Regions from separate parts of the Homo sapiens genome. Here regions 2 and 3 are each linked to region 1. Evidence: chromatin loops called from intact Hi-C (ENCODE). Cell type or tissue: CD4-positive, alpha-beta T cell. All regions are shown on one strand. Region 1 has its middle 7.8 kb from the start of ASPG. Region 2 has its middle 180 kb from the start of LINC02691. Region 3 has its middle 25 kb from the start of LINC02280.

Evidence for each region. A loop is a pair of places that touch in the nucleus more often than their neighbours do. Peaks named below come from ENCODE experiments on the same cell type or tissue, not always from the same donor. Only the 100,000 strongest peaks of a DNase experiment are listed, where the experiment ranks them.
Region 2: it touches region 1 in a loop (5-fold over the local background); 3 of 110 quality-filtered maps call a loop at or near these places.
Region 3: it touches region 1 in a loop (17-fold over the local background); 53 of 110 quality-filtered maps call a loop at or near these places.

The regions. Positions count from the first base shown.
Region 1 is chr14:104,075,378-104,080,377 of GRCh38, reverse strand. No RefSeq gene overlaps it. Among named protein-coding and RNA genes, the nearest start is that of ASPG, 7.8 kb to the left of the region's middle. In CD4-positive, alpha-beta T cell, CTCF peaks have their summits at 2,038, 2,246 (motif pointing left), 4,113 and 4,534; a DNase peak (open chromatin) is centred at 2,217; H3K27ac peaks cover 278 bases.
Region 2 is chr14:104,397,247-104,402,246 of GRCh38, reverse strand. It overlaps the pseudogene RNU6-684P. Among named protein-coding and RNA genes, the nearest start is that of LINC02691, 180 kb to the right of the region's middle. In CD4-positive, alpha-beta T cell, a CTCF peak has its summit at 2,199; a DNase peak (open chromatin) is centred at 2,196.
Region 3 is chr14:104,637,658-104,642,657 of GRCh38, reverse strand. No RefSeq gene overlaps it. Among named protein-coding and RNA genes, the nearest start is that of LINC02280, 25 kb to the left of the region's middle. In CD4-positive, alpha-beta T cell, a CTCF peak has its summit at 2,507 (motif pointing right); a DNase peak (open chromatin) is centred at 2,497; H3K27me3 peaks cover 1,349 bases.

The DNA.
Region 1 (5,000 bases):
CTCAACATCACTAATTATCAGGGACATGCAAAGCAAAGCCACGTGGTGTCCCCACTCACCCTTTGGGATGGCTACTATCAAAAAAAAAAAAAAAACAGAAAATAAGTGTTTGCAAGGATGTGGAGACATTGGAATTCTGGTGCACTGCTGGTGGGGTTATAAAATGATACAGCCACTATGGGAAACAGTAGAGGCTTCTCAATAAATTAAAATTAGAACTACCATAGCGTCCAGCAATTCCATTTGAGAACAGAGACCAAAGATTGGAAAGGAAGGTCTCAAAAAGATGTTTTCACACCCACGTTCATAACAGTACTGCTCACAAAAGCCAAGAGGTGGAAGCAACCTGTGTGCATCCACAGATGAGTGGATAAGCAAAGTGGTATCTCCATAGAAAAGGAAGGAAATCGGCCAGGCGTGGTGGCTCACGCCTGTAATACCAGCACTTTGGGAGGCCGAGGCAGGCGGATCACGAGGTCAGGAGATCGAGACCATCCTGGCTAACAAAGTGAAACCCCATCTCTACTAAAAATACAAAAAAATTAGCCGGGCGTGGTGACGGACGCCTGTAGTCCTAGCTACTCAGGAGGCTGAGGCAGGAGAATGTCGTGAACCCGGGAGGCAGAGCTTGCAGTGAGCAGCGATCGCACCACTGCACTCCAGCCTGGGCGACAGAGCAAGACTCTGTCTCAGGAAAAAAAAAAAAAAAGAAAAGGAAGGAAATCCTGCCACAGGCTACAACATAGGGTATGCTAAGTGAAATAAGCCAATCACAGAAAGACAAATACAGATGTTTGCAATGGGATTATGTTCTAATAAACCCATCATAAGTCAAAAAATCATTTAGTTCAAACTTCGTAAATCAGAGACCTTCTATCAATAGGATCCCACTTATATGGGGTACTAGATGCTGAGGTCTGAATGTATCCCCCAAAACTCACTTGTTGGAAACTTAATCCCCAATGCAACTGTGTTTGGAAGTGGGGCCTTTTAGGAGATGTTTAGGTCATGAGGGTGTGCCCTCGTGAATGAGTTAATGCCACTATAAAACGACCTAACTGAGGGAGTTTGGTCTTTTTTACCCGTCTGCCACATGAGAACACAGACTTCAAGGTGCCATCTTGCAAGCAGAAGCCCAGATCCTCACCAGACGCCAGATGCCAGCTCCTTGATCTTGGACTTCCCAGCCTCCAGAACTGTGAGAAATAAATCTGTCGTTTATAAATTACCCAGTCTCAGGTATTCTGTTACAGCAGCACAAAACAGACTGACTCTATGAGGAGCCAAACATATAGAAACAGAAGTGGAATGATGGTTGCCAGGGCTGAGAAGAGGAGGGACTGAGAAGTTGCTTCATAGGTGCAGAGTTTCAGATGTGCAAGATGAAAAAGTTCCAGGATCCCTTTCACAACAATGTGAATATACTTAACGGTGCACGACTGAACGGTGCACTTAAAAATAGTTAAGATGGTACATTTTTATGTTTTCTACCACAATAAAAAAAGTGAGCAGGCAAGGATAGACTAGAAGAAAATGTTCACAAGACATATACCAGACAAAGGATTTGCATTCTCACAAAAGAACTCCTACAACTCAATAAAAATACAAACAACTCCCCCCAAACGGGGCACAAGATTTAAGCAGATACTTCACAAAGGAAGATATGGGCAAATTTTAACACAAAAAATTAGGGGACCAGGTGTGGTGGCTCATGCCTGTAAACTTAGCACCAGGAGGCCAAGGCAGAGAAAATTTTTCTCTACAAAAATTAAAAACTAGCTGGGTGTGGTGGTGCACACCTGTGGTCCCAGCTACTCAGGGGGCTGAGGCAGGAGGATCGCTTGAACCCAGGAAGTGAATCACACCACTGGACTCCAGCCTGGGCGACAGAGCAAGACCCTGTCGCTAAAAAAATAAAAATAAATGTTCAGTTAAAGGGAATTAACTACTGAGAAGGGCAGAAACATGTCTAAAGAACATAGGAAGAGAAGATGTGCAGCAGCCTCTAGGATCAAGGACAACACCCATGGGAGGAAGAAACTTGGAACAGCCCTGCTCCCACACCCAGAATGAGACTCAGACCTCTTCGGAGAGAGAGTGGCTGAGGCCACGGAATGGCCAGAGGTGCAAAGGCTGGGCCTGGAGGCAGGAAACTGCTTATTGCTGAGAGGTGCTGGGAGGCCACCTGCTGGCAAGCAGCACCAGAAACAGGAAGAGTAGTTCCGCTCCTCCTGCAGTGTCCCTCCAGTGCCCTCTGCCGGCAACGCCTAACATTGCATCAGCTGGGAAAGAAGAAATGTTTACAGTCTAGCTCCAGGACGCCAGACGAAAGAAGGATGGATTGAGGGCTGAGAGAGAAAAGCTCCAACTAGCACGGAATGTAAGTATTACAACCGCTTTAGAAAATTTGGTAGTTTCTTACAAGATTAAACGACCACCTGCTCAATGACCCAGTAATCCCACAACTCCTCGGTATTTACCCAAGAGAAACAAAAATCTATCTACAGACTTGTTCACAGAAATTTTATTCATAATAGGTAAAAAGTGAAAACAATCCAATGCCCATCAGTAGACGAACAAAGAATAAAGTGTGTGTGTGTGTGTGTGTGTGTGTGTGTGTGTGTGTGTGTGCGTGGTTTGAGATGGAGTCTTGCTCTGTCGCCCAGGCTGCAGTGCAGTGGCACAATCTCAGCTCATTGCAACCTCTGCCTCCTGGGTTCAAGCAGTTCTCCTACCTCAGCCTCCGGAGTAGCTGTGATTACAGGGGCCGATCACCACCACGTCTGGCTAATTTTTGTATTTTTAGGAGAGACGAGGTTTCACCATGTTGGCCAGGCTGGTCTCGAACTCCTGCCCTCAGGTGACCCACTCACCTTAGCTTCCCAAAGTGCTGGGATTACAGGCATAAGCCACCATGCCCAGCCAAGAAACTGGTATATTTATACAATAGAAAACAAAAGAACAAATTATTGACTTAAACGTGTATCTTGGTCTGTTTTGTGCTGCTATAACATAAATAAACCTCAAACAAACATTATATTGAGCAAAAGCAGCCTGATACAAAACATTACATACTGTAGGATTCCATTTACATGAACTTTTACAACAATCAAAACTAATCTATAGGCTGGTCACGGTGGCTCACGCCTGTAATCCCAGCATTTTTGGGGGCCAAGGCAGGCAGATCACTTGGGGTCAGGAGTTTGAGACCAGCCTGACCAACATGGTGAAACCTTGTCTCTACTAAAAATACAAAAATTAGCCAGGCATGGTGGCATGAGCCTGTAGCCCCAGCTACTTGGGAGGCTGAAGCTGGAGAATTGCTTGAACCTGGGAGGCGGAGGCTGCAGTGAGCCGAGATCACGCCACTGCACTCCAGTCTGGGTAACAGAACAAGACACTGTCTCAAAACAAAACAAATCTATAGTGAAAGTAATCAGAAGGGCGGTTGTATCTATGGGAACTTCCTGTGGTGATGGAAATACTGTTATCCTAGCAGCGGTGTGGTCACATGGGTGTATCAATTCATCAATGCTATATCTGCACTATAATTCAGATCTGTACATTTCTCTGCAAATTATGCCTCAAACAATTTTAAAGGGGAAACAAGAATCTCTAATCTACAGCTATGTGAAAAAAGGAGGAGGGAACACAGACTATCAATGCTGAAGTTCTATTTCTTACCCTAAACTATCCTTTAGTCTTATACCATCCCAAATCAAAAGTTGTTACAATGAACCTAAATGAGCAGTAACAACAAAACTCTTAATCTAACAGTTCTCCAAACTCTTTTTCTTGTAAGCAAACTCTGAGAATGTTATTAGAACTTGTTTATTTCTCCATTGGTTCATATTACTCAGGCTTACATGTGTAGCTAGGATGGGCAAATGTAAGCATACTTTCTCTTTTTCATTTTTTTGAGACAAGGTCTCACTCTGTCACCCAGGTTGGAGTGCAGTGGCACGATCATAGCTCACTGCAGCCTCAAACTCCTGGGCTCAAGCAATCCTCCCACCTCAGCCTCCCAAGTAGCTGGGACTACAGGCACACACCACCACACCTGGCGATTTTATTTTTCTGCAGATGGGGGTCTCACTGTATTGCCCAGACTGGTCTCAAACTCCCAGGCTCAAGCCATCCTCCTGCCTTGGCCTCCCAAAGTGCTGGGATTACAGGCATGAACCACCATGCCCAGTGTCTTTTTAAACTTTTGTTTGATAGATTTAGGGGGTACAGATGCAGTCTTGTTACATGGATATGTTGCCTAGTAAAGTCTGGACTTTTAATGTAACTGTCACTCTAATAAAAGTATACATTCTACCCAATAGGTAATTTCTCATCCCTCACCCCCATCCCACCCTTCCACCTTTTCCAAATTCTTTCTAAATATGCCTCACAAAGTTGGAAGAAGCTATGCTTTCTTAACTTGCCATTATTTCTCATCGATGTTTCCAATTGTTGGGGGTTTTCTTCAGTTCTCAGGTATTTGCTTCTATTGATAGTTTGCGAGCTAGTATTTAGAGAAACTTCACCTTTTGCCTACAAAGTCAAAAGCTGCAGGAGAAACTTCACCTTTTGCCTACAAAGTCAAAAGCTGCAGAGGCAAAACCTGCAGTTCTGAGAGAAACGGGCTAGATGGCAGTGCTGTTCTCAGTGACATTTCTCAATTTACGAGGGGAAAAAACATCCCCTAGTCTTGAACGGGTTTACTAAAGCCCACGTATAAGGATCTCATTATAAAATACAATTTAAGCAGAAAATATTATGTAAGTGATTCTATGCCCCTTTCTAATTACAGATCTTCAGAAACACAGTCTAACCTGAGAGACTCCCCTAAAGTCTTTGCCAGTCAGATTTCCGCATTATACTACTGCCATGTGCCACATCATGACATTCTGGTCAACAGACCACCTAGAGGACAGTGGTTCCATAAGATGATACTATATTTTTCTTGTACTTTTCCATGTTTAGATACTTACCAATGTGTTACAATTGCCTAC
Region 2 (5,000 bases), 320 kb before region 1:
CAACACCACATGGAAGCCACCAACACTGAATGGCTTGCACCTTCTGGAGCCATCATCTAAGACATATCTGGGGCCCTTTGGCCATGGCTAAAGCTGGAGTGGCTAGGATACAGGGAGCAGTGTCCCAAAGTTGTACAGGGCAGTGGAGCCCTAGGCCCAGCCCATGAAACCATTCTTCCCTCCTAGGCCTCCACGCCTGAGATCGGAGGGCTGCCGCCAAAGTCTCTGAAGTGCCTTTTAGACATTTTCCCCATTGTCTTGGCTGTTGACATTCAGCAACTCATGCAAATTTCTGCAGCTGGCTTGAAGTCCTCCCCAGAAAATGGGTTTTTCTGTTTTTAAATCTTTTGAGGAGTCTCATGCTGTCACCCAGGCTGGAATGCAGTGGTGTGATCTTGGCTCACTGCAATCTCTGCCTCCTGGGTTTAAGTGATTCTCGTGCCTTAGCCACCCAAGTAGCTGGGATTACAGATGTGCACCATCACGCCCAGCTAATTTTTGTATTTTTAGTACAGATGGGGTTCCACCATGTTGGCCAGGCTGGTTTCAAACTCCTGGCCTCAAGTGATCCACCCGCTGCAGCCTCCCAAAGTGCTGGAATTACAGGCATAAGCTACTGCACCTGATGGGGATTTTCTTTTCTACTACATGGTCAGGCTACAATTTTTCTAAACTTTTATGCTCTGCTTCCCTTTTATTAATAAATATAAGTTCCAGTTTTAGATAATCTCCTCGCTCATGCATATGACCATATGTTGTTAGAAGTAGCCAGGCCACATCTTGAATGCTTTGCTGCTTAGAAATTTCTTCTGCCAGATACCCTAAATCATCACTGTCATGTTCAAAGTTCCACTGATCCCTAGAGCAGGGTTACAACACCACCAGTCTCTTTGCTAAAGCATAGCAAGAATGACCTTTACTCCAGTTCCCAATAAGTTCCTAATTTCCATATGAGACCTCCTCAGCCTGGACTTAACCGTCCATATCACTATCAGCATTTTGGTCACAACCATTCAACAAATCTCTGGGACGTTCCAAACTTTCCCTCCTCTTCCTGTCTTCTTCTGAGATCTCCAAACTCTTCCACCCTCTTCTCGTTACCCAGTTCCAAAGCTGCTTCCACATTTTCAGGTCTCTTCTCTTCTCTTCCTGGTACTTCCTGGTGCCAATTTTGGCACTGCTATAAAGAACTACCTGAGTGCTCACTTTGGCAGCACATATACTAAAATTGGAATGGTACAGAGAACATTAGCATGGTCCCTGTACAAGGATGACAAAGAAAAATTAAAAGGAAAAAAATTTTTAAAAAAGAACTACCTGAGTCTGGGTAATTTATAAAGAACAGGAGTTTAATTGATTCCCAGTTCTGCAGGCTGTACAGGAAGCATGGCTGGGGTGCCTCAGGAAACTTACAATCATGGCAGAAGGCAAAGAGGAAGGAGGCACATTTTACATGGCCAGAGAAGGAGGAAGACTGGGAAGCAGGAGGTGCAACATACTTTAAAATAACCAGATCTCATGAGAACTCACTATCGTGAGAACAGCAAAAGGGAAATCTGCTCCCATGATTCAGTCACCTCCCACCAAGCCCCTCCTCCAACACTGGGGATTATAATTTGACATGAGATTTGGGTGGGGACACAAATCCAAACCATATCAGTGGGGACTTGCGTGGGCAGCACAGGGTGAGTATGGGGCCAGGTGCACATGTGTGGGCAGCACCGGGTGGGTATGGTGCCAGCTGTGCACATGTGTGGGCTTTGCAGCCAGGCATCCTGGGTTTGAATCTCGGCTTCACTGCTCAGAATTCCAGGACTGGGAGCAAGTCAGGTAAACTGCCCACCTCCTTTCCTTCACCTATGAATAGGGATATATGTAATTTGCATCATCTTTATCGAGTTACTGTGAGTGCCTCATGGGTGGAGTGCCTGATGAGGGCCCCCTGTCGTCACTGGTGATGGTTTTGTTATTATTGTTATTGATTTGCTGGTGGCTGGAGGCATTAGGCACACTGCAGACAAAGGCTGAAGAGGCTGTTTTTTAGTCTGTCTCTGTCGATCTGTTTAGTTCCATCCTTTAGTGAATCTCCACAGCTCTCCCATGTGGTGTGCTTCTTGAGCCCCTGTGAGTCTGCAGTCACCTGCCTTTTGCCCAAGCCTGTGCACGACATCTGGGCTGATGGTGGCATTGTTGAGCCACAACAAAGCCCCATCCACAGCAGCCACAGGGCTGTGTCCCGTTAGAACTAATTATCTCCAGACCACATTCTTCAGATAAGGAGCATTGTTCTTTGACAGCCGAGGATGGAAGTGGTACCTAACATGCAACTACACTGGCTGTGAGGCTGGAGGCCTCAGACCGACTCCTCTGTTGCCTGGGAGATGGACAGGGAGGCCATGGCAGCACGGAGGCAATAGAGGGCTGGGCCTAGACACTGACTGAGAAGTTGATTGGCAGGAGCTGGAGGGCAAAGGTCACAGGAGGAGTGGACTGGGTCTTTGTGCCACCTGTGTTCTCAGCACCACCTCCAGCATCCCCACCCCCACCCCCATCACTCCTGCCATACTAAGAGCTCTCCACCTGCCTACCCTGAGTGTCCTGAGACCCAGGGGCATTGCTTCCACATCCTGCCACAGGCCATGTGCTTGGATTGGGTGCTTTTAGAGAGAAAGCTGGCGTCAGGCTGAGCTAACTTCCTTTGGATCTTAGATGCCGTGTTAGATCAAGTTTTTCAGAGCAGATGCTGAGCCAAAGATTCAGGTGCAGGTGATTTTCCGAGAAGCTGCTCTCCGGGGAGAAGGGGTGGCGGGAGCAGCGCAGGGAAGATGTCTTACTCTGTTTTGTGTTGCTATAAGGGAATATCTGAGCTTGGATAATTTATAAAGACAACAGGTTTATTTGGCTCACAGTTCTGCAAGCTGTACAGAATTATGTCACTGGCATCTGCTCGGCTTCCGGTGAGGGCCTCAGGTTGCTTCCACTCATGATGGAAGGTGGAAGGGGAACAAGAATGTCACATGATGGGAGAGGAAGCAAGAGAGATAGGAGGAGGTGCCATGCTCTTTTTAACACCAGCTCTTGTGTGAATTAAGAGTGAGAACTCACTCACTACCATGGGGACAGCCCCAAGCCATTCATGAGGGATCCACCCCCATAACCCAAACATCTCCCACCAGGCCCCACCTCCAACATTGGGGATCACATTTCAGGTGAGATTTTATTCAAACCATATCAGAAGGCGCCCCGGCATCAGGATTTGCCATGACAGTGAAAATTGAAGCTACCACGCCCTAAGACCCAGGTTCCAGAACTCACAAGACACCCCTTCTGCCTCATTGGATTGGCCAAAGAAGCCATGAGGCCAGCCTAGAGTCAGGTGGAGGGAAGTGGACTTCCTGGGTGAGTGGCTGCACCCACAGGGAGAGGAGGAGCTGTCCGGATTTATTTGTCACAGGCCACCAAAGCTCTGCCGCCTGTCTCCACTGACACACTCCACACTACTTAACGCTCCACGGCCTAAGTCTCTCAGTTGTTTTGACCTAGTCCTTCACAGCCTGTTCATTTGCCTTTTGGTGGACTAAAATTCATTCTCTATTTATTTATTTAAAAGGAACTTCAGTAGACAAGAGTTCCTCCATTTGTGAATATTTTCAGAAGCGCTTTTTTATGATTCAGCATGAGTAACAGCTTTATTCTGTTCTAAAATTTTACTCTGATATAAAATTCTTGGTTCATACTTTCTTTTCCTGGAGATTTTGCAGGCATTATTTCCCTCTTCTCTAAGATGAGGTGTTGCCGTAGAAAATCTGAAGCCAGCTTGGACTTCTCTTCTCATGTCAGGGCCTTCATATTTTTGCCTCGGTGCCAAACAAATTCTTCGTGTTTGACCCCCAAGTCTCAGTGCTGATCAAGTGCACCAATTTTTGTAGAAACATGATATACCCTCTTAATCCATAGATTTCATCTTTTTTAGTTTCACCACATTTTCTTGAATTATTTGAATTATTTTTCTTTTATATTTGATTTTCTCCTGCAAGGCCACCAATTATGTGTGTGTTGTGTCGGCATTTTGTGTTTTCCTTTTCTATCCTTTCCTCTAAACCATCGCAACTCTTTATTCTTTTCTGGTGAATTTTTTTCACTTTTTCCAAGCTTGACTCCACATCCCTGGCAATGGTTTTAGGAGAATCTATTCTCTTTTTCTTTGATTCTAGTGTGGCCTTCATTTTGTGATTTTTAAAATTCTGCTTCTTTTCTTGAGCTCTGCCTGCCTATTTTTGAAATCTCCTATCATCTTTTTGTTTCTTATTGAAGTCTGTCTTGGCTTTTGTTTTACGTGAAAGACATTTTCATTTAGATCGTTAAGTTTCTGATTGTTAAGAAGGTTTCCATCATCTTCCCCAATGCGAGGATTTTTTGTGTCTTTGCTTTTTACCTTTTCTATTATTTTCTTCCTTTTTCTTGTAATGTTTTCAGTGGACACTATTTTCATTCCTTTCTGTCATTGTTTATTTGTGCATATAAAGTGAGTTCTTCCCGAAACAACTGTCTGCAGTGTGTGGGAGGGCAGTCCTGGGGCGGGGAGCTTCCCTGGCTGGCTGTGCAGCCCCGCAGCCTGGCCTCCGCCTCGCCCTGGAGCAGCGAGGTCACTCGGCAAGGCCTTCACACTCTCAGGGGCTCAGAGTTGTGGGTGCCTCCTGTTTTCCATGAGGATAGAATTCCCATCTCTGTTTCTCATCCTCGGTGACAAAAAGAGAGACAACTTTACTAGAGGTTCACTTTAACAAGTAGCGGACACTTTTTGCTTGGTCGTTTTGTGTGCATGTGTGTTTGTTTCATTTTGTTTGCTACAACAAAAGCAACAACTAAAGAAATAAATACCCTTAATTTCATCACTCTGGAGATCTTTCACAACATTGACGACTCAGACGTCGTCGGTCTTCTCTCCCGGCCTCAGCTGCGGTCAGACTCCAGGTGAGCTGCACCTGGCCGTCTCATTT
Region 3 (5,000 bases), 560 kb before region 1:
ATGGCAACTCTCCTCCTCTGGGACCACCGTGGGCTGCCCAGCCCCAGGCCAGGCGGTGGCTCCACTGACTTGACCAGGTTGGGTGTGGGGGAGGGTGCCATTCCCCTTGGGGCCTCTGGTCTCTGGGTTCTGAGCATGGCTGTCTCTGGCTCAGGGGCTGTCCTGTGTGTGGGTGACCAGCACAGCCCCCAGGCCTCCGTGCTCCAGAGGCCTTGGTCCCAGAGAGTGCTCAGAGCTGGTCAGAAAAGGCCCCGAGAACAGCTTCCTCCCCCCGAGCCCCAGGCAGGCTGTCCTCTCCCACCACCGAGACGGCTCTCAGTTCCATCTTGGCAGAAATGTCTCCACAAGGCCCACCCTGTGGGCCCGGGGCCGTTCCGACCTTGAGGGATCCCGGATGGAGTCCTGTGCTGAGACTTTCTGGGAGGAAGGAAGTGGAGCTTCAGCCTTGAAACCCGCAGTGGTGGCTGACACAGGGGTGCAGCCACAGGCAGTCGGGTTCATCTCCCAGCAGCCCTGGGCTGAGCATGGACTCCTCCCCTGGGTCGAGGAGAGAGGGGGTCCCAGGGCCAGGGCAGACGGAGGGGACTCTGCTCAGACTCTGCTGGACAAAGACCAGGCCGCGCGAATGCGGGGCTTGTGAGACTCACCAGGCCCCGGGCAGGCTGCAGAGCCACCTTCACTCCTCACTCACCCTGTGGGGCCTGCACTCATTCATTCACCCTGATGGGGCCTTCACTCATTCATTCACCTGATGAGGCTTTCACGCGTTCCTTCACCTGATGGGGCCTTCACTCCTTCATTCACGCTGTGGGGCCTTCACTCATTCCTTCACCCTGTGGGGCCTTCACTCATTCCTTCACCTGATGGGGCCTTCAATCCTTCATTCACGCCGTGGGGCCTTCACTCATTCATTCACCCTGTGGGGCCTTCATTCATTCCTTCACCTGATGGGGCCTTCAATCCTTCATTCACGCCGTGGGACCTTCACTCATTCATTCACCCCGTGGGGCCTTCACTACTTCATTCACCTGATGGGGCCTTCACTCCTTCATTCACCCCGTGGGGCCTTCACGCATTCATTCACCCCGTGGGGCCTTCACGCATTCACTCCTCTGTGAGCGTAAGCAGAGGGGTGCTTGCAGGTGAGACTGGAGAGGGCCACTGGGAAGGTCCTTGTGGCCAAGGGGAGGGTTTGGCTGCTCCGAGTGCTGTGGTGAGTGCTCCGTGGTGTCCCAGCTGTGGTCACAGCTGTGGGATGCCAGGGAGGGGTGGCGGGAGTGGGCAGGCTGGGTGTGGAGGGGGCAGGCTGGAGAGAGGAAGGGGCTTAAGGGATGGAGTGAGAGCGGCCCAGCCCCAGCACAGCCCTGGTCCCCTTCACCCTAACTGTCCTCTCCCTGTCTCCCCAGCCTGCCTTCTCAGGGGATACCTGGGCGGGGGGTGAGTGGGGGCAGTGGGGACGGTGGGGGCTGGGAAGGATGGGGATCTGGCTTTCTCACTCATTGGGGTCTTTCCAGCCTGAGGTCCTTCACCCCCACGACCCTCACAGGTCTGTGCCCCCAGCACCCTCTGCTCCTGACCCGTGGCCCAGGCCCTTATCTGTCCGGCCCGGCTGGGTGGGGTGAGGGTGGTGCTGAGTGAGTGCAGGGGGCATCTTGAAGCCCCTGGATACAGCTGGCCTCTTAGGACCCCCCGCTTCTGCCTCTGTGTGGGTGCTTTGCTGGGGTCAACTCAGGAGCCAATGGGGGCTGTTTCCCCTGCCTCCCCTCCTCGTGGCTTTGGTGGGGCCCCAGGGGAGGAGGAACAGATAAAGGGGTGGAGTGGGCACAGAAACCCATCGGTCCTGCCCCTCCGAGGGTGGAGCAGGCACTAGGGGATGGGTCTTGTACTTCCCATGGAGATTCATGGAGGGTCCCGTTAAGGCCACAAAGCCATCCATGCTGGGGATGGGGGGCCGTGCGCACCAGGGATGGGGGGCCATCCTCACTAGGGATGAGGAGGGTGGGCAGGGCACAGGACTGGGCCTTTGAGACCCCGCACGTGGTGGGCATCACTAGAGGGGGTTGGCATCCCATGGATGGGAGGGGCTGTGCTGCCCCTAGGCACACGTGCCCAGGGGTGTGTAGGAGCCAAGGGGGAGGTAGGGTCAGGGCTTTGGGCTGCCCAATATTCAGTGGGCCTGGGCAGCAGAGGTCCCGGGCTCCACCCCTCAATCCCTGCAAGGAATTCCGGGGGCAGCTGCAGCAGAGGGGGCCTGACCAGTGTAGGGGTGGAAGCTCAGGCAGGAGGGCTGTTCCTCTGTGTGGACAGGGACGTTCTCAGGTTATGAAGCGAGTGCACTGCCGGGACCGTGCAAACCCAAGCCGAGGGTGGGGCTCGCTCCTAGTGCCACACGCGGGCTCTGTGCATCCTGGGACTGTGACCTGGGTAATCGCTGATCTTGTGCTCGGCTCCCTGGATCCTCCCATGGGGCAGCACGGCTGAGGTCCTGCACACACGGGCCACACGAGGGCGCCGGAGCTCCACCTGCGGCCCGGCCAGGCAGCAGTGTGGACAGGGTCTGGACCCCTTGGTGGAGTCCAATCAGAGAACTGGGTCCCCTCACAGCAGCCCACCTGCAGCGGGCTGGGCGGGGTCGCTGGGTCTCCGAGCCCCTGCCAGGTCAGGAGAGAGGATTGTGGCTGCCCTGAGGGACGGGTGCTGCTCCCTGTGGGCAGACCAGGTGGGCTTCCTGGTGGAGGTGGCATCAGTGGCAGGAGCCCAGTGGGGCTGAAGGTAAGGCTGGAATATAGATTTCCTGGTCAGTGAGTGTGTGTCTGTGCCAATGGAAGATGGGCCAGTGAGTGTCCTTGTGGTCAGAGTTCCACACCCACAGAAAGCCGATCCATCCATCCTGTAGTAGAACCCTCAGCCCCCGAGGCCAGGGATTCAAAGTACCTCCATGGAAGGAGCCCCAGGAGGAAGGACCCCACCCCCATCCCCGGGGTTGGCGTTGAGAAACACGGTGAATAATGGATGCTACACAGAGGGATTAGCACAGAGCACAGGAAGGGGAGGCCTATTCCTTGTTAATATTTATTAAACCCACAGCCTCATCACTCCAGAGCCTCATCCATATTAATTCCCAATTAAACATTTATATGAAGGAGATTGCTTCTCCTCCCCCTCAAAGAACCTGTTTGAAGCTGGGACTGCGGTTGGCCATCAGGGAAGTGGGGTCTCCAGGGGGACCTGGGAGTGGGGGCTGGAACAATCCCTGGACTTGCCCCTGAGGCCCCCCCCGTGCAGCCCGTGGCCCCAGCTACATCCTGGCCCGCACCTGCTCTCCATGCCCAAGTCCCACAGAATGGGTCCCCACTGACCGGTCCCAACACCTCCAAAGTCCCTGAGGTCAAGGCCCTGTCTCCAGCTGCAAAGTCAGTGCCTGAACTCTGTCGGCCATGCACACCTCGGTAAGACTGAGTGGGCAGGGGGTGGCTGAGTGCTGGCAGGAGGGGTCCAGAGTGCTGGCGTTGTCTGGGGTGGGCCTCGGGCCCAGCAGATGATGCCTTCCAGCAGGCTTGGTGCCACTTTCAGGGGACAGCCCAGCGGGGTCCCCAGGCTCCCTTCAGCCCACTCTCCATCTGTGGTCAGGGGGCATCTTTCTTTTGTTGACTTTGGTGCGGACATGGAGGGTGGTTACTGGTGGTCTTTGGTGCTAGGGTTGCGTGAACACGGTCCTGAGGGTGCGCCTCCTCCCCGAGCCCTGCCTAGCCTCCCTGCTGTGTTTGTCAGTTTCCCCTTTAGTCCATCTGCGGCCGGCGTGACTTTTTGTCTCCGTATAACGAGCCACTTTCCCCTACGCTGTGTTCTCCTTGATTTGTAGGAGTCACCTTTTACCTAAGGAGTTCCCACACGTCCCTGAGTCTGTTCAGGGTGGGCTTGCTCCGTCACCGGCAGCGTGCTGGCTTTTATTTTTATCTTTCATTTCCATGGCTTCATAGTTTATCTTCATTCTGGTGGAGTGAGCCCTTTCTCTTGGCTTTTCAATCAGCCTGTCATTCAGGGACGCCCCTTCTTCCATCACGTGCCGAGAATAGGGCTGTGGTCGGGTGTCTTTAAAATGCCTGCTGGAACTTTGCTTTGCGTTGCACTAATCTAGAAGCTAATTTGGCGACGTCGTGGGCTGTGCTGCTGGTCACTCCCGAGCTGACCATGCTGCCTTCTCCTTTCAGTGGCTTGGCTGGGTCCTTTCACTGAGTTCCAGAATTTTCTTAGCGAACGGCCAGCCCGTCCCTTGGTAATTTAATTCCTATCCACTTAATTGCTTCAGTTGCTGAATGGTATCTTATTTTCTGGCTGATTATTGTTGCCATAGAGTCACATTATTGATTTTTGTAGGTTTATCTTGTAACTGTTCGTCCCAGTAGTTTGTTGATTCAGTGACATTTTCTACATAGATGGCCACGTTATCCACCAGTCGTGACAGTTTTATCTCTTCCTTTCCAGTCCTTACACCTCTTCATTTCTTATTTTTTTTTTTTTGTTTGCAGTGTTTCCTGGGACTTTCGAGATTATGTTAAACTGAGTGGTGATAAGGGTCGCCCTTGATTTCTAGTCTGGAAGAGATTGTGTCTTAGATTTCTCTGTGAAGTCTGATGTTTCCTGGGGGTTTCTGGAAAGTAGGTTTTTTCAGGTTAAAGATGTTCTCTTTTATTTGTAGCCTTGTGAGAGTTTTTAGAAATTATAAATAGGTGTTGAACTTTATATGGGTCTTCTGTGTCTATTGAGATAATTCATGCGGTTTTTTTGGCCCTTAGTCCTTGTAGCAGACTGGTGAGTCACCTGAGGGTCTGATCTAATGTGAGCCATTCTTCCTCCTCTTGCATAGACCCTGCTGGACTGCGGGGTATTATTTTTTAACCATTTTGTTGAATGCCGCTGATTATAAGGTGCGCTGTTGTTTTATGTACCTCTAAGAAAGAAAAAATGCTGCCTGTAAAACTATGACACAGTGCTTTATC